2 separate regions of the Mus musculus genome follow, and region 1 is linked to region 2. The links are chromatin loops, found by intact Hi-C in ENCODE. Cell type or tissue: heart. All regions are shown on one strand. Each heading gives the region's core, and the rest is flanking DNA. Links, peaks and the distances in the headings are about the cores only.

Region 1 (7,713 bases), core at 1,281-6,280, 110 kb after region 2:
TGCCACAGAGTGTGCATGTAGGTCATAGGACAACTTGTTGAATTCAGTTTTCTCATCTTATCAGTGGATCTGGATGATGGAACTCGTGTTGTCTCATCAAATGCTTCTACCTGCTCACCCATTCCCCCCCCCCCCCCATAGGTTTTTTTTCCTATGTATATTTCATGTCTATTTAAAGGTTTTGGATTATAAAGGTTCCCTCTGGCTCCTCCTTGTTCTACTAAGCTGAGAGTTTGACTCTGTGGATTCCCTTTCATTTGCTTTTATGTGCTCGCAATTTCATGACACATCCGGATGTCACGATGCTGAGAAGAATGACTGGTCTAGTTGGATCTGCCCACACTGACATATCTATGCCTTGTGGAATTTCAAGTACCCAAGTTAATGAGTGAAACTCTCCTAGAGTCAGTGCCTGGTCAGTTGGGTCATGGTTCTCTTCTGGATGGACTTTAACTTATATAACTTGCATTCCCCCAAGCTTCCTTCTTACCATTTGTTAGTTTATTTCTCTATTATTTTCACACATGACATTGGACATTTTCCTGTAAACTACAGAGGCCAGTTGAACTTTCAAAAAAATTGTTTTTTGGTTTTTTTTTTTTTTGATGAGTGATTTTTCTTTTGTGTGTTTATGTTCATATGTGGGAATTTGCTTGCACATGTGTGTGGTGGTTGACACCCACGACTTTTACCAGCATGCTGGGCATCAAACTCAGGTCCTGATGTTTGAGGAGCAAGCACTTTACCTACAGAGCAATCTCTCTAGCTCCTTAGAACAAAGTTTTAACATTTTTCCTTTGGCCATACTTATAGAAGACATTTTGTTCTCTCCCCAGTAGCAATATTTTTGGACTGTTTCTTCCAGTCAGCTTATTTGCAGAATTGTTTTAAGTAACACTAATTTTGCTGCAGCAATTGAAACAAATGTTTCCATTTTGAAAATGTCTACTGGAAAAATAAAGATTTGTAATTCAAATGAATGGAGGGATTGTTAGATTGTTCTTAGGAAAAAAAATGAAATGTTTATTTTTTCCACAAGAAAATATAAACACTACTCAAGACATCCATTAGTAAATTTCTCCTGAGGAGACCTAGGTTCTACAGAAGGACTTATGAACTATGATTGATGGCACAGATGTCTTAATTCTCCATTTTCATTAGACAAGTATTTGTCAAAGTGGATATACAGTGTTAGCAACTAACTGAAAACGCACAGAACTGTAACACACTTGCTTCATGTCAACTTAAGCATATAATCTGTTCAGAAAAATTATAATCCAGGGAGAAAAATGTTATATCTTCCCCCAAAGGAGACTTACTGCTTTTTTGAAGGATTGCTACAAAAATAAAATCTTTACTTATTTTAGGACATAATTGTACAATCTAGGTCTTACATTTTTTTCTATACATAAAAGCATGTGATCTCAAGGCTTATGCGAGTTAAGGCTACCTACTTGTATTAAGTTGGTGTTTATCAATGTGCTTCCAAGCAATTTTGTTGACTTTTAGAGCATTCATTAAAAAAAAAAAACCCAAAAGAACTTATTCACTCATCTGATTAAATATTAAACAAGATACCAGGCAATATTAAATATTTCAAAAGATAAAATATGAGAGGTGGGTGAATTCTTAGAATCAGGGAGAATCAGGGACAATTTAATTTAATGAATGTTTCTTGGCTGCTTTTGGATATAAGTGATAGGATCAAGCCTCTGTCTCATGCTGTCCATAGTTTTGACTATAGAATCCAAAAACTGAAACTCTGGACATAACCTTTTAAAGATTATTTGATTTAGTTTCTTGTGTTGATGAAGAAAAAAAAAAAAAGAACTAATCCCTTAAGGTCATTGGTTTATGTTTTTTAAAAAAATTTCTAGGGATAAAGATAGCCCATCCCAATACAAAGAGCCTGGCTTTGGTACTAGATAGTAATGGTTACATGAGTTACACATCAAACCTCAGGCCTTAACCCATGCAACATCTAATCTCACAAAGCCTCACAGCTATGTCAATTCTATAATGTTTTCTTTTCTTTCTCTCAGCAAGTACTCTCCTACTGAGCTGTCTCTTCACCCTTTTAAAAGTGATAAATTTAAAAACATTTGAGTTTTCCAGGTAGCCCTTAAACTTGTGATCCTCATTCTTCAGCCATTCCATGCTGGAATAAGGGATGTGTGCTTCCTTCCACCCAAGGTTTGCTCCATTATTATTTATTCTTGGAGACAGGGTTTCTCTATGTAGTTGTCTGTCCTGGAATTCACTGGGTAGAGAAGGCTCTTGAACTTGGAAAGATCCACCTGTCTCTGCCTCCAAAGTGCTGATATTAAAACACCATGTCCAGCTTTAAATCATTATTTTAAGATAGGGTCTTACTATATACACCATGCTGGCTTCAAACTCGTGGCAAGTCTCCTGCCTCCGTCTCCTCAGTGTTAGCATTACAGATGTGAGTCACCCTAGCTTGTTTATTACTATCATCATTGTTTTTTGTTTTTTATAAAAAGGATGCTCCTGAGGCTTGCAGAGAACTTCTGGGCTCTTGCTGGTCTCCTGCCTCCTGAGTAGCTTGGGCTACGTGCCATGTGCCACTTTGTTTGGCTACTGGGTTTATTTTATACTGATACTGAGGCCAAAAAGAGATATGATAATTTAGTCAAGGTCACATTCCCAGTGGTGACACCAGGATTCATACTGGAGACATTAACTCTGCAGCTTCCCAAGTGATTTTTACAGTATTTACCTTCATCGAGGGACGCAATAGAATCAGTTAAGCCTCAGTGCTGGAAAACACAAGTGGATAATGAAGTAATCTCATTCAATACTTAAATATCCTATATTGAATAATTCAGAGCCCCAAACCTTCCCTTTCAAAAATCAAGTGTCTCTTTGTGGAATAAATTGACATCAAATCCCCCCAGATTTGTCATCAATATACAATTCATAATATAATAAAACACAGACATGTCTTGTAGAGAATAAAGTTCCAGGTCTTTCTGTGGATTTCAGTTTCCAGAATCTCTGATGAATACATGTGACTAAGGAAAAGAATAGCTGAATCACATCTACAGGCGATTCCTTCCGATTAAAAATCTGTACCAGAAAGGAACACAAGGCAATCCATCTGCCTTTTAACCTCAACAGCTCTTCTGCCCAAGCCCACCAATTTACTTTGGTCCTTTTGGGTGGGTGGGTAGGTGGGGGATGGGGAATAATCCCACAGGCTAAGGCAGAAAGGAAGCATCCTGGCTTGGCTCCTGCTCTAGCCAGCAGGGGCCGAAATGCCAGTGCACCGGGTACCCGCGGTCCGCCGGGACAGCGCAGTGACCGCTGAGGCAGAGCAAGAGTCGTGATGGACGCCAGCCGTCAGGCAGTTTAGAGCAAAAGGGAAGCTTCCCAAGGGATCAGGGGGCAGAAGCGAGAAAAGCCGCGGACGGGACGCAAGCTCGCCGGTCGGCTCGGGTACAGCCGCCAGCTCACCCTGCGGAAGGGCGCGCGGCCCAGGCCCAGGCCCAGGCCCAGGCCCGGCCCGCGCATGCGCCGCGGGCCCTCCGCTCCCCTCCCTCTTCCTGGCGGGTCTGGGGCGGCGGCGGCGCGGTGACGTCAGGGCGTTGGGGCAGCTCCTGTGACAGACGGAGCTGGAGCGGCGGGGCGGCGGCGGAGTCCGGCGGCCGAGATAGCGAGTGAGGGAGCGAAGGAGCAGCGAGCCGAGAGTCCAGGGAGCGAGGAGGACCCGGAGGGGAGCGCTCAGGCGCGAGCGAGAGGACGAGCGAACGCTGGGCTAGGGCTCGAGCCCCGGAACGGCCGAGGAGCCCGCCCGCGGCCCTCCCCTCCCCCTCCCCGGGACCGGGCCCAGCGCGCCATCCTCCCCCTCCCTCCCTCCCTCCCTCCTTCCTCCCTTCCCTCTCCCTCCCCCTCCCCCGCTGGTGGATGGGAGTGAAGGACGGAAGAGGCCCTGCGGAGGCGGTGGTGCAGCGCTCCGGTAAGGCGGCGACGCTCTGCGCCCTCCCCTCTGTCTCTTCCATCGCGCTCGGGTGGCTGCGGGCCGGGCCGGCGGCCTGACGATGTGGCTGCGCCGGTCCCCTCCCTCCCATTCTCCCCTCCCCCTGCCGCCGCTGCCTCCTCCTTCTTCTTCTCCTCTCCTCGCTCTCAAAATGGCGGCCGCGACGGCCGTTGAGTGAGAGGCACCGAGGAGGGGGCCCTGGCCTGGGAGGGCGCTGCCCTGGCTCCGGTTCCTCCGACCCTGGCAGTGGGCTACTCAGGCTGCTGAGGGTTCAAGCCGTGGCCTCTCGGGCGGCATCGCCCTCCTGCCGCCGTGACTTAGCAAGAAAAGTATTCTTGGGTGGGAAGGGCGTGGATAGCAGGTCGCTCTCTGATCTTGGGGAAAGGGCTCAGCCCTCCTGGGCCGCGGAAGCGAACCCGCAGTCCCCACCCCTCCTTGGCTGGCGACTCGCCGCCGGGGCTCCAGCAGCTACCAGGCCTTCCAGGCGTCGGGTTCTCCGCTTGTCCTTAGGTTGAGGGTGGACCCGGGGAGGATGGCCCGCCGCTCAGGCCCTCGGCCCCCCGGTGCGGTGGTGGTCCAGCCTCTGCATTCAGTAAAGATCTGCAGCATCCACCCACCGAATCGGGCAGGATTTTCCTTTTTGCTACTGACTCCTCGCACGGGAGTTGTCTTTTGACGTTGCTAACACTGAGCTCCCAGGTTCTCGATCATTCCCTTCATCCCATCTCTCCACTCCATTAGGAAACGCTGTGACTATTTACCCTCTCTAGCCTCCCAGGTGAGAAAATGTTTTTTTGAGACGGTGGGCTGATTTCGTCTCCCAAGAGGAAAGAATTTCAGTCTTGAGATAGGAGAAAGCAAGGTGCCTGGCTTTATTTGTTATCCTGCCTGCTTTTTCCAGTGACTTAGCAAGAAACTCCTTGGGAGGAGCGCAGGAAATTTTCTGTTGAGGTTGGGTTTGGGTGTAATTCCTATCAGTATTTTTGGCTAAGAAATTGTGCCTTTGAAGAGTACCAGATTTGTGGTCTCATTCTCAATGGGCGATGTCATGTCAAGGATACCTCCTCCTCACCCCCCCCCCCCTTTAAGAGACAATTGGGAGAAAATAAAATTACTGCTTTTCTTACCTTTAATTTCAAACACACCCTCCTAAAGATTCACAACCTTTAAAAGATCCAGTAACATAAAGGTCATTTTAGCAATTCTCTTTTTGTTGGGTTGGCTTGTTTTGTGTGAAATTTCTTTTCTGGGGGTGGGATGGTGGAGACTTTGTTTGGGCCTCATGCCAGTAATATTGTCTTCTCTCTTCATTTTGCCACAGCAGTTGTTTGCTGTGTTTCCCCCTGCAGTAGAGCTTGATTGCTGCAGGATTCAATCCCTTAATTAGGAATATTCTTAGTTGGATATGCTAGTAATACTATGCTGAATTTACATTAAAAGCTTTAACTTTAAAATTTGATTTGGTATTAAGGCTTTAGCAAGCTTTTATTTCTAATATGTGTCTTTCAGGACATAGTTGTGCAAATAATTGGCAGTTACAAATTGTGTTTTTTTATTAACACAGAATATGAATTTAGAGTAATTTACTCCTTCACGGTCTATTTAAAAGATCATTGTTTGATTTCAGAGGGAAGGATTTTCTGTAATATATTTAAAGCTGCTGGTATATATAATTTTAAGAGTCAGAAAGGAAACCAGTTTTTTCGCAAAATATTTGTGCATATGTTGGTTTTGACAGAGCATACCCTGTTTTGGTACATCCTCCCACCCCCTTAAAAATGGGCTAATATTTGTGGCTGCTATAAGCAGCCATTGAGCCGAGAGGACTGGGTGGAGTAAGGGTGCGCCAGCAAAGCTGTGAAATGCTCAGTTGCCCTTTCACTGGGTTTTTTTCTCATCCTTAATGATTGTAAGGTTATTCAGTATTAATTGTAGGGACAATTAAGGCATTTCTCTATAGTGGATCTTAGAATCTCAGTTTTTCTACCTTTTTTTTTTCTTCTTCAAGAAGGGCATTGAGTAATTGGAATAAAGGCAGTATCCTTGCTCTGAAACAAGTACTTACTGTCCATGTGTGTGCATGTATTAAAAAAACTCCACATATGCTCTGGCTAGTTTTTTTTTTTTAATTATTCTAGCCAAATGGGTGTTAAATTAATGAATGCTAGGGATATTTGGCTACAAAAAGCATGGTATAGTGAAAAAAAAAATCTAGTTAAGAATACTAGTTTTCACTAAAATAGTTTTTTTTTTTTCTCTTGATGAACATCAAAGATGAGAAAATAGACAGTGGTTATTTTGTATTAAGAGCTCTTTAAATAGACCTTTTCTCTTGTGTTGCTTCTTGCATAGGACCTTTTCTGTGATAAAGAGCATAGCTCACTTTAGTTTCTTGTAAAGAATTGTAAATATGACAATGTAATTCTAATGAACCTTATGAGTGTTGTAACTTTGTATTTACATTTTTTGCTATTTTTCCATGTCCATTATGAAGTAGAAAGGCTATTATGGTGATGGATGAGAACATTACTATATTGTGTCTCAAATATCTTTAGCCCTACTCTTCCTAGTTAAGAGTGGTGAGCCTCCACCCCAAGCCCACGGCCACCCAGGAGCTTACTGATAATTTGATGGAGAGTACAAATGTGCTTTCATTCCTGGTACTTTCTCTGAATCTTACTTAATTTGATGGAATCAATTTTAAAAATCACAATTTTTTTTTTTTTTTTTTGGAGGCAGGGTTTCTCTGTGTATCCCTGGCTGTCCTGGAACTCACTTTGTAGACCAGACTGGCCTGGAACTCAGAAATCCGCCTGCCTCTGCCCCTCCAAGTGCTGGGACTAAAGGCGTGCGCCCGGCCCACAATTCTATATTTTTAAAAGTTTAATGAAGTCTGTTTGAATTTCTTTTTTTTTTTTTTTTCACTTGTTCATTTTTATGTGTTTGTGCATCAACTTACAAGGATTACAGCTTTCCTGTCACCATGTAGGTCCTGTGGATTGGACTCAATCAAGTCAGATTTAGTGGCACACATCTTTATCCACTGAGTGGTTTCACCACCTCTCTCTCTTGCTCCTTTTGAGATGATGTCTTATTGTTATGTATAGCCCAGGCTGTCCTTGAATTTGCTGTGGAGCTAGTCCTGACCTTGAGCTCTTGATAGTTACAGACACTCTTGCCTGGCTTAATTCTCTCTCCTTATGTATCCTAAGCAGTCCTCTAACTGCCTTTTTTCTACCTTAGAGGCCGCCTGAGTGCTGTAAAGCAGATGTGTGTCAACATACCACACTTTTAGTAGTGTATATTTTTAAGCCCTGTTATATACATAACTTTCTGAATAAAATATCCATATTATGAAAGGATTTGTTTCTGGGAATGAAAACTCAGTATCTTATAATTGTTGGTTTTCTAGTTTAGAACATCCACGTTACAGGTCTGTTTTATTTAAGAAAAGGAAAGTGGGGCTGGTGAGATGGTTTATTTACCACTTGCTGCTAAGCTTATCAGTATGAGTTTGATCCCCAGTGTCCACATGGTGGACAGATCCAAGCCCCACAATTTGTCCTCTGACTGACACATACACATAATGGTAAAAAGGGAAAGTAAATGTTGCTGGCTCTTAGATTATATGCGAAGCTATCTGGATATCTGGATGTGCATGGGTGTAAATGACTTAATGCTTGTATTTTAAGTATGTAGGAAAAAGGGACCTT
Region 2 (7,713 bases), core at 1,460-6,459:
AGGGTAAGCACTGAACTCCTGCTGACTGCAACCTTTCTAAACTACTGAAGCCTTCTGTGTACAGGAATTCTCCCTTCCTGTATGCTAGCTACCAGAGCTTGGCACATAAGGCAGGCACTTCTGCACACAACAGCAAGCTCCCTCCAAACCAGAAGAGAATAATTCAAGTCATCTCCACAAATGCTGGCAAAACCCAGGCTCAACCCTCCTCTGGGCACTAGCACGGCCTTGGCCTTTCCTCTCTGTCATCCTTGCTTAAATGTGCATCACACCCCCGGGTTCATCACGTGACCAAGCTGGTCCACGGCAGGCTTGACCTTGTAGGTGGGAATGGAGAGGACAAGAGAACCCTGCTCAGAGCTGGACATCTGAAGTAAGTATCTCAGAGCATGAGCAGTTCTGGTCGGCAAGTTGGTATCACCTGTGGAGGTTTTAGCCCGTGGGAACCACATCTGGTCTTGAGTTCTTGGAGTAGATTTGGCTCACCAGTCCCCACCTATCTATCCTTTAAGACCCTTTGGTCCAACACCAGCTAGCTGTGACCTGAGTGCTGAACTCTGCTTCTCCCCACCTCTCACTATTTGGGGGAAGGGCTGTGTGATTTCTTAAGGGGGCTTTTCCCAGGTTCCTCTGCAGAGGCGCATCCACCAACCCACATGCCCTTACAGGTAGGCTTAACAGAGCACAGCAGAAGGGGGGGGGGGGGCTTCACCCTTTTTCTATATGGCTTGGAAGGTGAAATAAGAGTTCCCCAGAGGCAACAGTAGGGTCAATCCTGTTCCTCTCTCCAAGACTGCCTGATTACATGGGGGGGGGGGGGTATGATTGGTATTCCTGATCTGCATTGTGTTGACGGTAGCAGCAGATGACTCTTCCTCTCAAACTCTTCAATTTTCCCCCTCCCCACATCCGCCGCTGAGAGGGGTATACTAGTCGCTCTGGTTAACCACCAGCACTTGCTTGACCCTGCTCTGGACTCAAAACACAAAGGGGAGGGACATGTGGACAGATACCCCAGCCATCCATTCTGCAAAAAACCTAAGCACTTGGGTCTTGCAAATCTCCAGTGACTCCTGACCTTGAGTGGCTACTCGGTCTGACAAGGCCTGCGAACCTGCAGCTCCTCCGCCCCTTGCGGGCTACCACTCCTCCCGCCCCACCGCGCGGAACAAGCTGCAGGCGCGCGCGCGCCTTTGTGCGCGGGCACACAACACACACACTACTACCTCCTGCATGACTCATCACTGAAGCAACAATAGGCAGAAAGAAAGGGAAGGAGGGCGAAGAACTCCACCACAACACTACCGACTGAAGGGTTCTGAGGGGGTAGGGGAACCAGGAATCCCTAGGAACTGCACACACACTGCTTCAGAACTGAGGCCCTCACAAGAGGCTGGAAAGCGGGGGTCTTTTCCCTTCGGCCCCTATTTAAGCAGCACTCGAAGGCTAGGGACCATAGCCAAAGCGGGTGGATGACAGTCTCATAAACCCTCTTTTAGCCTCTGAGGGCGCGCCAAAGTTTACCCTTCTTAGGCGAGCTTATAACAATGTGGCCGGGTTGTTGCCAGAAGGGCTTAGGGACACTGTTAGTGGGTCAGTGAGATGTTACTTATAGATGTCACCCTGAGATTCTGAGGATTCCCTCGCTACAGGATCAAAAACAGGAGGATCCAGCAAGAGCCTAGGTGAACATAGCTCCTCCTACCCAGGGCAAAGGCTCTCCCTGGGAGATGGCCAGCAACCAGAGCTGGAGGCCAACCCGACTCCAGGCCCCTCGCCAGCCCCGCCCAGACCCCGCCCCTAGGCAACCGCGAGGCGGTGAGGAGGGGCCGGGCCGCACAGTCCCCAGCGGGAGTGTCCCCCGTGCACGTGGTCGGGGGCGGGGCCTGACTACGTCAGCAGTCCGGGTAACCAACGGGCTTGGGACGCAGGCACACGCAACATTCCAGCCAAGAGCGGGTTTGAAACGCGCAGACACGCCACATTCCACACCGGCTAAAGCAGGGCAAGGCAGGGGGGCCTAGGGCTGCCCCCAGCGACCCGCGGGACACTCACATGCACCCAATCAGCGCAGCTCTCAGCCAAAGCTAGACGTGCGACCCAGCCCAGCTCTGGGAGGCGGGGTCAGGCGGGGCTGGCCAGGATCATAAGACACGCGATGTCATTTCATTCTGCAAAGGCCGCCTCCGCCCCAAGCAGCGCGTAGATCTGCCGGGAGCGCTCCCCGCACCCTCCAGCCCAGGCCAGGGAATCCGAAGAGCAGCTCGGCGTAGAGTATTCCCCACCCCCACTCAGTTACGCACACGCCCACTCGTGTGCTGTACAAACACACCCGTGTACAGGTCCGTTCATCCGCTCTTCCCCGGTTCCCATCACACATCATCTTGGTGCTCACACGCAAGCACACGCGGGTCTGCCACCCCCACACATCAACATCCCTCTCCCCATCCCCCGGTTCACACATCCTCAATGGTAGCGAGGGCGCCGCCCGCCCACAACTAAGGGGCCCCCCACTGAAGGTGTACGGGGGTGCCAGTCAGCTAGGGTGGTACCCGCAGAAACTGGGTCCTTCTTTGCATGTTAATGAATTCATTAATTATTTTCAACGTTCGCATCACTCCTCCCGGACGGCAGCTCTTGCGGGGAGTTTGTGCCCGGCTTTTTAGGTCGCGCCATAGAGGGGCCTCCCTGCGATTTCCAGTGGGTTCAGGGATCGGGGTCACTGGCCTCCCCTTCTGCCCAGTGCCCCAGGGGCCCAGCCGGGCCGCTCACCACGTGCTCTCTGTTGTTGCTGCGCTTGCCATTCCAGGAAGCGGGCCGCCTCCAGTAGCGTCTCTATGCTCATCGCGGCGAGAGCAGCCGGGGGCGCGCCGGGGCCGAGGCTGCGGCCCGCGAGCCAAGCACAGGTCAGGCTGGCGGGCCGGCAGGAGGGAGGGATCACCTCCGGGGGGCGACAGGGCTGGGCGGCGCAGCGCACTCCTCAGAAAAGAACGGGGGAGCACGGGGAGAAAAATCAATGTCTCCCAAAATATTTGCAAAATAAAAATTTGCAAATTAAAAAAATTTTGATGCAAAAAATAAAAAAGGCGGCACTGCCTTCTTCCTTCCTTCTTCCTCTTCCTCCCTTCCGATGCCTCCCGCCCCGCGGCCCCCGGAGTCCCGCCGACAAGAAAGGGCTTTGCAACAAGATGGCGAGGAGGCACCGACACACACAACAAGGGAAGGAGCCGCGCTGCCCCCGGCCGCCGCCCCCGCTACTACACCGGGGCCGCAGCCAAAGCCCGGACCGGAGCCCCCGCCCGCAGGGCCGCGGCGTCTCACTGAGGGCGGGGCCGCGCCAGGGATGGCCCCGCCCACCGCGCGCGCACACGTGGCTTGGGTGGGGGTGAGAAGATGGAACCAGGCTTCCTCGCTGTTTCCGCTTTCCCTACTTGCCCCTCCTCTCCGTGGCCAGCCACAAGTTAAACGGGGTTTGCGTGCTTAGGGCATTCACGGCGGGATCTGCCTTGCTGAGAGAATGGGAAGCCCAAGGCTTCGGTTAGCTGAGACAGCGGTGACACAGGTCAGGGAGACCTATAGTCTGACCCCTAGGTCTCTTCGCCCCACGTAGACACGACCTAAATCCCGCAGCCGTCCGGTCTGTCGCAATTCCCCCCGGGATCCGCCCCTGGGCGGAGCTGACAGCAGGCTGCTAGAGTCCTGACAGAGGGACGGGAGAGCTGATCCCGTTCCGGATTTTGTCTCTGTTCCTCCCCCCGCAGTGCGTTCGCATCCTATTAGGCTACATCACCAGGCCGCCCGCCAATGGGCGGGCAGGACAACACGGCATGGAGCAGCTCCACATGGACACCCCGCGCCGCCAGCCTTCGGTTTAAAGGGACAGTGTCTACAGGGTCGTATTAGCGGGTGCGGATAGGGCCACCGGGTGACGGAAGGGTGAGACACCTACAGGGGAATTCCGCAGTCCATCCCCTGCTTTACATTACCCTCCCATTCAAAACCAGGGCTTACTTCCCTTCTCCTAAATTCTTTGTCCACCGGTTTCTGATATGGGTGGGGACTAAAAGTGTGCCACTCTAGAGGGCACCTCGTTGTTGGGCCCCGGCACCAGTAATCAAAAGGAGAAGCGTCCAAAGCCCAGGCCGAGGAGGCGTGGCCTAAATCAGGAACAACAACGTGGAGGGCGGAAGCCGCGCGCTACCCTAGCGGCCCGCTGGGCGCGGGGCGGGGTCGCTCACTGTGTTGGGTTGGAACCGCGCACTCTCCTAAGCTCGCCAGTCAGTCTTTATCTTGGCTGCAGGGCTTAGGACTGTCCCTAGGTACAGTCAGAAAGATCTTTGAAGTCAGCTTGCCCAAATCATTGCACTTTGCAGGTAAGAAAACTGAGGCCCAAGTGAAGGGACTACTCCAACTGCTCCTTGTTCATTGAGCAACTCGTAGTCTAGTCAGACCTCTCTCAACCGCCAGCTGCCTCTTACCACCTCGGGTCCTCGCAAAAGTGAAGAACTATCAAACTGCAGTTCAGGAAGGGGGCTGAGCACTTACATCTTCTTGATTAGGACAACAAAAATATCCTACATCTGGAACTCTCTTTGGTGGAAAGCCATACAATCTCCATTCGTACAGTTAGCATTGAAAAGCACTAGAATATTATGGGCACAACGAAGCCGATGCAATTACTCTCAGTGCTAGGGATAGTCAGTTACCTGTTAATGCTTCAACCTCCATGGTAGCCAATGCAAGGGAAATGGAGACATGCCAGTCGGTGCTTTCAGGATCTTGGGCTCCATCGCACAGCACCGGAAACCCAACCATAAGATCGTAGAGCGGGCCACCGTGACAATCCAACCTATCCAACATTACCTGCCTACTTCAGGAGCTGCCAGGAACACAGAACAAAAGAGGGTGGCGGGTCTCCCTTCCCCTTCAGGTTTATCCTAGAGAAAGACACCCGGCACAGCTGAATGGAGTCTTTGATCTTGATGTATTGAACTGTAGCGTGTGAACCTGAGCATGAATAACTCTTATGCAAATGTCCAGTGTCACTAAGAAGCTAAAGCAAAGGAAAATACTAGGGATATACTAGGTAACATTCATTTAACAAGCACATGCCAGACAACTGGCTAAGTATGTTTATAGGTAAGACCAGGTGATCTTTAGTGAGAAGGTAGACTCTTGAGAGCCCAGTTGTCTACAGGTTAAGCAGCCTTTTCTTAGAAGCCTACAGGGGTGCAGGCTCTGCCTTTCCATCCTGGTGTCTACTTGCTTTGGGTGTTATTGCACCTGACCTACACATACTACAGAACATGGAGATGCCAGAGGTGGCGCTACCGGCCTTTTTGTTGTTGTTTTGCATGGAAGCCAACACCATTCACTCAAACTGTCCAGCTTGTCCTGTCTCCCTCAAGTGGCCCACAGCAATCATACAAAGCCAAGTGCTTCTAATCTTGTGAAGGACCAGTTCTGTGACAAAAAAGAAATTACTTTTCTGAGCAGTATTTTGAAAGCATCTCCCTTCTCTCAGGGAGAGGAAGTGAAAGTGGAATGAAGGCACACTTGAATGCTGGCCTTTCCCTTGCCCCCAGTACCCCATCTGCTTCAGGGCTTAGCAGAGATGCTTGCTATTTAAAACAAACAGCCTTACAGGCTTCACATGATCATGTTTATTTAGGTCACATGGGGACAGCAGTCAGGAGATGTTAGGCAAAACCAAGGATTTAGAAAGGCATTTGCAAGGCCTGTTATTGCCTTTAGGAGCCTAAAAATGGCCACCAGATTTTTCTCATCAACCAAGGTTTCTGGAAGTTCAGGAGTGGACAGTGGGGAGGTGAGACACCTAGAGGGAGGCACAGAAGAGGGAAATGAATGGGAGGGCTGTTTTAGTTTCCTGTTCCAATGGGTGGAGCCAGGGCATAAGTTGGCAAGCACATTCACTCAAGGGAAAGTCTAGTTTGATGTTTCAGCAAAAGCTTCGCTGGGTTGGAGAATGATCCCAGAGCCAGCCATCTTCTAAAACGTACTCAAGTCCTGTTGTGTCTTTTCTAGCTGCTGAGGATGTCTGGGTCAGGAGGGCAACAGGATCTTCTATCACTTTTTCATGCAGATTTCCAACGCCTTCCTTCTGTCTTGTGCTATTCCTCAATGCCTACTGCTCATTCCATAGCAAGCCTTCCTCCCTTGTCTGTGCTGAGTTCCTGTCCTCGTACCATTCATCCCGACAGAGCCACACACTTACAGCTCCAGTGCTCTAGGAAATGACTTCCCTGACCACAATGGGATGTGGGAACGGGTGTGGAGCTCAATACACACATATTCACACTATTCATACTATTCTAGGAGACGCCCCATCCTTTTAGCCTTGACTTGGTATCTTGATTAGTTTTAGGTAACTTTTCACCAGTCATAATTAAAACAAGGCCAAAGGGAAAGAGCCATCTATAAATAAGGGACATTAGACAGCTATGCTCAGGGATACACTAGGTAACATTCATTTAACAAGCACATGCCAGACAACTGGCTAAGTATGTTTATAGGTAAGACCAGGTGATCTTTAGTGAGACGGTAGCATTGGCTTGTACACTCACATCAGGAAGAATTCATTTTGTTGTTCTCCATATTGGATACAGCAAGAGACAATGCAACTACTCCAGGCACTGCAGGCTATGAAATACTAAGTTTAAGTCGGGCTCCTAGATCTCAATTTCCTCCAACCAGGCATGGTGGCTCACACCTTACCACCTCAAAACCTGGGCTCACGCAGAGGGATGGCTTCCCAGCTTTTGAGGCCTGCTTGGACTACAAAATGAGACCGTTTCCAAAACACACCAAACAACATCGAAGAAATGAAGTGTGTTTGGGGCTGGGCTACCCTGAACCCAAGTCTTAAAGGCATCAGGATAATCGTAAGTTATGCTGGCAGAGGTACCCTTGTGAGGCCATCTGTCCAGTCATCAGTGAAGAAGGCTCCCCAGAGTCTATACTTCCCCTTCCCAAACTGGTACAGCTTACGTCCTCCTCCTGTCTAACCTACTTCCCTGCACTTCCTCACTGCATGTCACCGCTGGAAGAGCGTGATTACAAGGTCTAAGATCCCAAGAAAAGGTGATCTTATCAAAGGTCACCAAGCTGTCAAGTTGAAAACTGGCCTGATCCTCTTTTCTATCTGGGCTAGTCAAATCTGGGCAAGTACTATCTGTATGGGGTCCAGAGTCCCTGCAAGTCTCCCGGAAGTGAGTGGACAAGGAAAGAAAGCACACATGCGTACGCACACACCATTGCTAAAAACAGATAATCATTAACTCTGCTTAGTGTCGTTCCATATGCAGGTTTAGTCTGTGAATGGTTTGCCTTGGAAGAAGCTCTGACTGAGCCTGACCAGTGACAGAGGTGAAGGGTAGAGCTTTATCCAGGCACCCATCCTGGGTATGAGTACTGAGTAATACAGAGACGGAGCTCAGGCTCCAGGCCAGCCTGGTCTACAGAGTGAGTTTCAGGACAGCCAGGGCTACACAGAGAAACCCTGTCTTGAAAAACAAAAACAAAAACAAACAAACAAACAAACAAAAAAAAAAAAAGGAAGAGAAAGAAGGGGAGCTCAGAAACAAGAAAGGAAGAGCCTTTGCCTCGGTTTCTCTAAGCACCTTGCTGTCTTCTCTGGAGTGGAAGCTGTGGGTGCCAGGGGGTGAAAGAAGCTGATCCATTGTTAAGGCATAG

The links. Peaks named below come from ENCODE experiments on the same cell type or tissue, not always from the same donor. Only the 100,000 strongest peaks of a DNase experiment are listed, where the experiment ranks them.
Region 1: a loop joins it to region 2, with 1.9 times the contacts of the local background. A loop is called at or near these places in 7 of 42 quality-filtered maps.

What each region holds. Positions count from the first base shown.
Region 1 is chr11:74,720,265-74,727,977 of GRCm38, reverse strand. It overlaps Pafah1b1 (platelet-activating factor acetylhydrolase, isoform 1b, subunit 1), which reads left to right and starts at 3,594. Exons shown (of 11, transcript NM_013625.4): 1 at 3,594-3,979. In heart, for the core only: a CTCF peak has its summit at 3,279 (motif pointing right); DNase peaks (open chromatin) are centred at 2,567, 3,567 and 4,127; H3K4me3 peaks cover 3,516 bases; H3K27ac peaks cover 3,053 bases.
Region 2 is chr11:74,826,461-74,834,173 of GRCm38, reverse strand. It overlaps Mnt (max binding protein), which reads right to left and starts at 3,250. Exons shown (of 6, transcript NM_010813.3): 1 at 2,773-3,250. The coding sequence starts at 2,845. It also overlaps a transcript of Mettl16 not described here. In heart, for the core only: CTCF peaks have their summits at 3,208 and 4,206; DNase peaks (open chromatin) are centred at 1,913, 2,823, 3,313, 3,763 and 4 weaker places; H3K4me3 peaks cover 3,622 bases; H3K27ac peaks cover 3,311 bases.